Regions from separate parts of the Homo sapiens genome. Here region 2 is linked to region 1. The links are chromatin contacts, found by Hi-C or POLR2A ChIA-PET in ENCODE. All regions are on one chromosome and are shown on one strand. Each heading gives the region's core, a stretch centred on a gene start or an enhancer-like site at or near the end of the contact. The rest is flanking DNA. Distances are from core to core; before and after follow the strand shown.

Evidence for each region. A loop is a pair of places that touch in the nucleus more often than their neighbours do. ChIA-PET counts read pairs that join two places held with the same protein, here RNA polymerase II (POLR2A). Pooled maps may share reads with other maps.
Region 2: a map of psoas muscle shows a loop between it and region 1 (3-fold over the local background). The contact joins the promoter of SLC7A7 here to the enhancer-like site in region 1. A Hi-C loop is called at or near these places in 12 of 168 maps with a recorded cell type or tissue (OCI-LY7, Right ventricle myocardium inferior, ascending aorta and 5 more) and 25 of 50 pooled maps. POLR2A ChIA-PET finds 5 or more read pairs at or near these places in 2 of 52 experiments (Caco-2 and OCI-LY7).

Annotation. Positions count from the first base shown.
Region 1 is chr14:22,383,053-22,387,139 of GRCh38, forward strand. The region is part of intron 2 of TRD-AS1 (TRD antisense RNA 1); the gene reads right to left. It also overlaps TRA. Among named protein-coding and RNA genes, the nearest start is that of TRD-AS1, 98 kb to the right of the region's middle. RefSeq lists an enhancer at 602-1,311. Within about 2 kb of position 2,264, at least 2 of the 41 ENCODE cell types and tissues checked have a DNase peak (open chromatin) inside an H3K27ac peak, as active enhancers do.
Region 2 is chr14:22,813,264-22,817,402 of GRCh38, forward strand. SLC7A7 (solute carrier family 7 member 7) reads right to left here and starts at 2,172. Exons shown (of 10, transcript NM_003982.4): 1 at 2,057-2,172; 2 at 1-177. The coding sequence starts at 135. RefSeq lists silencers at 20-79, 100-159 and enhancers at 1,467-1,973, 2,162-2,261.

The sequences.
Region 1 (4,087 bases), core at 1,014-3,513:
ACTCTACTCACATCTTTACACACGGAAAATCCAATTAGGCTGAGTATCTACAGCAGCTTCCAGAAGTAAACTGATTGCAGAAGGGCAGCCTGCTGCCTGAGGACTGCAGGGGACGAGGAAGGGGTGGGCCACCTGGAAGGGACCTCTGCCTTCTCAGCACCTAGAGTTGGTTTCCAGATGATCACATAGTTTAACCCTTTTCTTTTATAGACAAGGAAATTGAGGCCCAGAAAGGTTAACAGTCTTGCCCAAGACCTAAGATTAGAAGGCAGAGTTGGGGTTGAGAATTGCTTATGTGAGACTCAGACCCAAAGCAGACGACCATATTTTCAAATTCAGTGAAAACTGGAAAACTCGTATGGGCCTACCCAGCCTGGAAAATCCCCATGTATTACCAATACATAGTAAACGAATCAAAGATTGAAAAGTTTACTTGAAAACCAATCAGAAGTCCTCTCCCACATGCAAAAATCCCACCCTAATAGAACACTCATCACCCGTCAGACTGTCTTAACACTTCTTCCTTTTTCTTTCTTTGCAAACCCCTTTGAGCCTGTGCCAGAAGTGACGGTGTCTGCCACCCTCTCTGCAGTCAGTCCTGACCAGTTCTCTGGGGTTTACACCTGTCCTCTGGCCACTCGTCTGCTGCACTTCCTGCATCTGCTTGTTTCACCTTGGCCCCAGCTTTACCTGAGGGGTGCTTGGCCTGTGCCTTGAGTTCCAGGGCCTATGTTTACTTCAAAAATATTAATGTCAATTCCTTCAACTTGTTCCAAAGACAACAGAGCCTCTCACAAGCAGGCAAGCCCTGCCACTTGTTACGTAGTTGAGGCTGACGAGCCTGCAGGTCCCAGCCAACTTTATCACCTCCCTCTTCTGAGGGGTGGAAGTCCCCAACATCTCAGGGTCCCCTGAGAGTATGGGGATTCCCACATCGGCAAGTACCTGCTTCAGAGAAGCCCATGAGAAACTGGCCCAGAGCAAGCGGGTCCACCCTCCCATTGTGGGAAAGTGAAGGGCAGAAGGAGTCTGGCTGGAGGTCACTCCTGCCACTGATCTTCCTCACTCGGGTCCAGCCTGTCAGAGGATAAAGCACAGTGGTGGGTGGGGGTATCTGGCTCTCCCCCACCCTCCTTCTCAGGGGTTCAGTAGTCCCTGGGAACAAGATTCAGCTCAGGAATTTCTGGGATGCTGGTCAGTTCTGGCCCTAAGGACACTGGGAGTGACAGCGGGCTGCTAAGGATGTGACAGTGACTGGGCTGTTCCCTTCACATGACTACCAGGGCAAGCCCTGGCCAAATCCCAGCACCTGCTGAAAGTTGAAGCTGACCACTGGAGTGATTAGATTCATGACATGTGGTGGAGGCCTGGGGAGTGGAGCTACTGGGAAAGGACACAGCTAAGGAATCTCCTCCCTCCCAGCATTGCTTGACCCTTTCACAAAGACAGTGGTAGGTAGAGGAAGAAGGAGAATTGGCCTACTCCTTCCTTTTCGCTGTATATGGTCATAGAAATTGTCAGAACTTTATATCTAGATTCAAGTTCTATCTCTAGCACAATTAGCTCTAAAACTTTGCGAACGTTACTTAACCTCCTAGGTCCTCTTTGTTCATAAAACGAGAACGTAATACATACCTTGGTTGGCTGTGAAAGTTATATGAGTCAGTGTTGTGGGGAAGTTGAAGGCATGCAGTAGATGCACAAGGAAAATTAAATTCCGTTCCCCAGTTCCTGGCTTGCAAGTTGGGGGTTAAACTCAGTTAAGCTCAGAGAAGACATGACATGACGGGGGATCAAGGGAGATGTGGGAAGCTCACGGGCTGTGGTTCCCACTGATCCACATTAGACTCCAAATGACAACACCCTCACAATCCCATGAAATTGAGCAGAATTTCTCTTCTTTCTTGTGATGTTTCCAGAAATGAAGAGAGAGGGAAGGAAGACACAGACTCTGATCTTTGGCTTCACTTTGGTTCCAAGACCTGGAGCTGATAGTGTATGGAGGGTTGCCTGTTTGTCCAGGCACTATGAATAAGACCAAGGTAATCCAGCCCAACTCTACGACACAGCTAAGCCAACAAGCAGCTGGATCTTGTGTCTCAGCACTCACAGAAATGTATAAATCATCTGATACCAACTGCTCCCCGGAAGCCTCTGTCTCCAGAATATAAATGTCCAACTACAGGACTGGCAAAGAAACCAAGCCCTGGGCAATGCCTACTATGGACCCTTATTTCTTGTGGTTTGCTAAGAAAAAAGTAGGCCCAAGGGAGAGGAGGGGGAAAACCAGGAGGGTCTAAAGTTCTTCTGACTGAAAGAAAAGACCACATCAGAGAGAAAGAAAGGAATCAGTTAAGTAATAAAAGGTTGTGAGTTGATTTATCATTCAACTAAACAAATTATCTTCCTACACAAACATTCTGAGGATTAAGTGAACAATATAATACTTTTCTGAGCTCTTTTTGATCAAATGCTTTGCTGTTAAAGGTTATATTCCTAGGGAGTTGATACTGAAGCTTCTTGTTCCTTGTCAGTAAACACAAGGAGAGGCCAACCCTCTGTAAATTTAAATTACATAAAACCTTTCCCCAAACTGTCTGGTCTCCTAACAGCCCCTTTTCACTGAACTCTGTGGTTATGGAATGTAAGTATCTTTATCACAGCAGCACAGACTTTTGAAAATTTGACATAATAGAATTTCTTCCTCACAAGGCATATCAAACACCATTGCAAACTAGTGGGATTTTTAATCAAGACTAAAGCAGAGGTCTTTTATTTGTTTGTTTGTGCTTAGATTATTTCCACATGACCAATAAAATGTTCTCTCTGACCATCATCCCTGCTGACTAGAAGTACCAGGAACCTTGTCTCACCCTCACCTCCAGAGGTAAGGGTATGAACGGACTGTGAAAAAACACAGCAGAACACTGGGGTCAGCAGAGAGAAAGCGAAAGAACCCCATGGGCAGATAATCTAAAAGCAGCAGAGAATCAACGGGAAACTAACACAAGTGCCTGAAGATGGAGACAGCAATTTTTAGTGATTTTGGCTTGTCTCTGTTCTATGAAGCTCCAACTCAGTGGCAACCTAGTGTGAAAATTTATGAAATACTTTTGGATTTATCTCTGTAATTCCAGGTCTGGCACAATATAGGTTTCTTGAATGAATAAATGGATGAACATGTCAATCAATGAATGAACAGTAATATTAAGGAGGGGAAGAAAACCATTACAGGTCAATGAATGGGTTCCTAGAAGATTCCCCTGTCTCCCATTGTCTTCCGACTCAGGGAGACAACAGCTGGAGCAGAGTGCCTAGACTTCGGGGGCTTAGGAGGCCACACATCTTAGAGAGCATTTCACCATCAACTGCAATTCCTTTGGCAGTTTGAATTATAATATTTACTTCCATGATACAGTCTTCAGCTGTTGTAACTGCTAGTGACCCTTCTCTGAATCCCTACTTCGTATGTTAGACATTTTTTATATGGAGAATTAATACAGCCTTGACTGCTATGCTTCTTTTTTACTTCCATCTCTAATAATAAGATCCTCAAGGGTCGAGACTGTCATACTCTTGTTTTTTGTGTTTACTTCACTGCATATCCTAGAGCTGAGTACATATGGAAGAATGAATCAATTAATGAAATTTATGAACACATGCTGAGGTTTAAAGAGAATATCAACTGCTTGGTTTGATGACAAAAAGCAACATCACTCTGTGTCTAGCACGTAGCCCAGAGGTGCGGGCCCCATCCTCTCGTGTGAGGAGCCCACGGTGATGCATAGGCACCTGCACCCCGTGCCTAAACCCTGCAGCTGGCACGGGCCCTGTCTGCTCTTCATTCACCGTTCTCACGAGTTGCAATAAGTTCAGCCCTCCATGTCACACTGTGTTTTCCATCCTGGGGAGTGTTTCACAGCTATCCCAAGCCCCACGCTGACGAATCACGGCCGAAAACACACTCTGATGCCAGCACAGACCACGGAGCAAATGTCAGACAAGATCAGCCTCGGAAAAGTGAGTCCTGAATTGCGATGGAAGTGGGCTTCCTCTCACAAGGACTTTGTGTGGAGATGCGCAGGTG
Region 2 (4,139 bases), core at 922-3,421, 430 kb after region 1:
CAGGCACACGCCGTTAAGCAGTGAGATCTCCTTCTTCAGCTTCACCTGCTCCGGCCCTGGGCTGGCCCCATCACCCAAAGGGGAGGTTTCCACCTCAGGCTGGGAGGCCACTTCATACTCAGTGCTGTCAACCATGGTGGAGGAGAGGAAACCCTTCACCAGCTTCCTGGCATTGCCCTTTAAGGAAGAAAGATGATGCTATAGATTAGGTGGTTGGCAATTACATAGAACCTCTACCCGCCTCCAACACAGGGTAATACGGGCAGCTCACCAACCAATGCGGAGACCTCCAAATAACCTTTTCTCCAGCTCACTCATCAAAACAACCCCAACTTGAATATTTGTCTATCTATCTATGTATTTATTTATTTATTGACAGAGTCTCGCTCTGTAGCCCAGGCTGGAGTGCAGTGGTGCAATCTCGGCTCGGCTCACTGCAACCTCAGCCTCCCGGGTTCAAGCGCTTCTCTTGCCTCAGCCTCCCAAGTAGCTGGGATTACAGGCACCTGCCACCACGCGTGGCTAATTTTTTTTTTTTTTTTTTGAGATGGAGTTTTGCTCTTGTTGCCCAGGCTGGAGTGCAATGGCGCGATCTCAGCTCACTGCAACCTCCGCCTCCCGGGTTCAAGTGATTCTCCTGCCTCAGCCTCCCAAGTAGCTGGGATTATAGGCATGCACCACCACACCCAGCTAATTTTGTATTTTTAGTAGAGATGGGGTTTCTCCATGTTGGTCAGGATGGTCTCAAACTCCCGACCTCAGGTTATCCGCCCGCCTCGGCCTCCCAAAGTGCTGGGATTACAGGCGTGAGCCACCTTGCCCAGCCTCCAACTTGAATTTTTAAGAGAAGGCACTCATTCGCCAGAGAGAAAGGATCTGTCTCTCATCATTAGGACATTGCTGCCCACCCGACTCACCAAATAGAGAACTAAATCTTGGGCCGGGCGCTGTGGCTCACATCTGTAAACCCAGCACTTTGGGAGGCCAAGGCGGGCAGATCACCTAAAGTCGGGAGTTCGAGACCAGCCTGACCAACATTTAGAAACCCAGTCTCTACTAAAAATACAAAAATTAGCCATGCGTGGTGGCACATGCCTGTAATCCCAGCTGCTTGGGAGGCTGAGGCAGGAGAATCACTTGAGCCCGGGAGGCAGAGGTTGCGGTAAGCTAAGACTGGGCCATTGCACTCCAGCCTGGGCAACAAGAGCAAAACTCTGTCTCAAAAAAAAAACAAAATCAAAAACAAAACACTAAATGTTGGTTCTCTCTGAGCCTGCTATAATACAAGACAGGCATGGGGGCAGTGTGGCGGCTCCCAGAAAATAACTATAATGGCTTGACCCCGAGTTTTCAGCCTTATCCAAAACCCGTCTTCCCTCCAATTTCAGCTTCAGGGATCACCTGTGCTGAGGTACAACATTAGGAACTGACCCTACCAGCAGCTAATCTGTGGGAGCGTCTCATGACACTGCTCTTTTCCCCAAGGACTCTACGTCTGCCAAAACTAAAGGCTTCAGAAACCTGCTGGAAACCCACAACCATCCTCCTGCCCAAAGAGCATCCCTTAACCCTTAGCTGGAGTCTTCAGCCCTGGCAAAGCCCAAGTAGACCCACTTCACCCTGAAAGAAGACAGGCTATTATCTTTTCCTTGCTTTTCCTTTCCCATTCTCTGGTATTCTAAGCCTCCTGCTATCGATCCCTCACATCAGCATCGTTGAATCACCCAAAAAAGTATGAATGAGAGAAGGGCGATCCAATGTACCATAAAACCTAGGGATGATTGGAGGCAGCTGATGGCCACTCCCTACCCCAGAGTTGCTGCTGGAGAGATATCACCCCGAGCCAAGGCAGGGAGACAGCTGCAGCCAGGCAGCACATGCTGGAAAACACCGAACAGGAGACAGCTGAGAGGAAAATGGGAGAGGCTAGTCAAGCAATGGAGAGATGTTAGGGTGAGAGGCACTCGGGAGAAGAAGCGATTAGACACTGCACAGCAGCAAAGAGGAGGGTTAGCAAGGTAAGTGGAGATGAGAAGAGGGTGGAACGCACACTCACTCCTTGGTCCTGGATATAAGCAGGTTCTCACGGCAGTGTGAGCAGCAGTCAGGGAGAGAAGTGCCTTCCAGGATCTGTGGTCTGATGCTCCTCCTTCCCAGCCAGCAGTAAAAGGGAAGGCCAGACAAATGCCTATGGATTTAAGCAAGAAGGGTGGAGGAGGTGAGGCAGCCCGCAAAGGAAGGAGTGAGGGAGGGGGAAAGGAGTATTAAGCAACCATCTGGGTCCAAGGTTCACTGGCCCTTCACATCTGCAAAAGGGGCAGCTAGGAGCTCTTGGCTCAGCACTTTCTGTGATAAGAAGGTGCTCTCTCAGGAATCTCCTTTGTCAGCTCTGCTCTGGGACCAGGGGCCCAGAAGAAAGGACAGTCAGCTGAGTGCAGTATCTGTAGCCCTGGGGAAGCTGTCCCAGAGCAAGTTAGCTGAGGACAGGACAGTAGCGGGGAAGGAATACACAGCACTCTCTCTCTCTGTGTCCTCCATGCCCCACCCTAGCCTCTCTTCTCTCTCACCCCAAGCATTTAAGAAAGGGAGGAAGGTTGCACAGTGTGACACAAAGGCTTGTTCCCATGCTGAGATTACAGGAAGTGTAAGAGCAGTCTCTACACCATGTGACTGGGTGTTCTAAGAGAACTCTGCACACTTCCCCATGCAAAGAGAGACTGGGGGGTTGCCTCCAAGCCTGGGCCACTGCCCCAAAGTCTGAGCCTCAGACTACTTCAAAAGAAACACAGTCAAGAGATCAAATATCTGACTGCATCCCCACCAGACCCACGTGCCTTTTCATTCTTGACAAAACATACCAAGATCTCTGGGATAAGCATAAATTCCTATAAACGCCTTCCTCAAATATAAGTTGACTCCACTTTCCTAAAAAATATGAGGAAATCAGGCCAGACGCGGTGGCTCACGCCTGTAATCCCAGCACTTTGGGAGGCTGAGGCAGGCGGATCACAAGGTCAGGAGATCAAGACCATCCTGGCTAACACGGTGAAACCCCGTCTCTACTAAAAACACAAAAAAATAAAAATTAGCCGGGCGTGGTGGCGGGCACCTGTAGTCCCAGCTATTCGGGAGGCTGAGGCAGGAGAATGAGGAGAATGGCATGAACCCGGGAGGCGGAGCTTGCAGTGAACCCACATTAGGCCACTGCACTCCAGCCTGGGCAACACAGCAAGACTCCATCTCAAAAAAAAAAAATTAAAAAAGAATATGAGGAAATCAGATTTCACTGAATTCTGTTGGACAGACAGGCCCAGAACAGGCAGAGGAAGCTGAGCACTTTTTGGAAATCACATAGTTTATGCTATCTTTATTATTTACTTTAAATCTGGTATTCTGAGTCTCTTTTACCAACAGAAATAGACCCTATCCATTCTGAAATCCAACTGTCTGTTTCTTCTCCTATCTGTTCTAACCCTCTTTGGTTATTCTACAACCAGAGAATAGAGATCTAAATATCTCTGGGAGACATCTCTACCATACATCCTCCCATTCTAGCTCTTTAAACTTTTAATTTAATCTAGGAGGAGGATTCTGGTGTGAGCGTTCCCAGAGATCATGCTTCTCCCAAGACAGGCTCACAATGATCTGAAATCCTTCTGGAGGAGACTCTCCTTTTCTCCAAAATGCTCCTGTAATAATAATTGCTATCACTTATTGAGCACTTACTGGGCCAGACACACTGCTAAGGACTTAAGCACATTATCTCATGGAACCTCCAGAGCTCATATACTCTTAATCACACAAGTATACTATCTCTCCATCTCCCCATCCCCCTGGCCTGCCTTAGTCTCTAGGCCTTCCTTTTATTTTTTTTTTTTTTTATTTATTTTCTTTTTTTGAGACAGAGTCTCACTCTGTCCCCCAGGCTGGAGTGCAGTGGCACGATCTTGACTCACTGCAACCTCCACCACCTCCTGGTTCAAGCAATTCTCATGCATCAGCCTCCTGAGTAACTAGGATTACACCTGGCTAATTTTTGTGTTTTTATTTCGGTATTTTTATTTTATTTTATTTTATTTTATTTTATTTATTTTGAGACAGACACTTACTCTGTCGCCCAGGCTGGAGTGCAGTGGTGC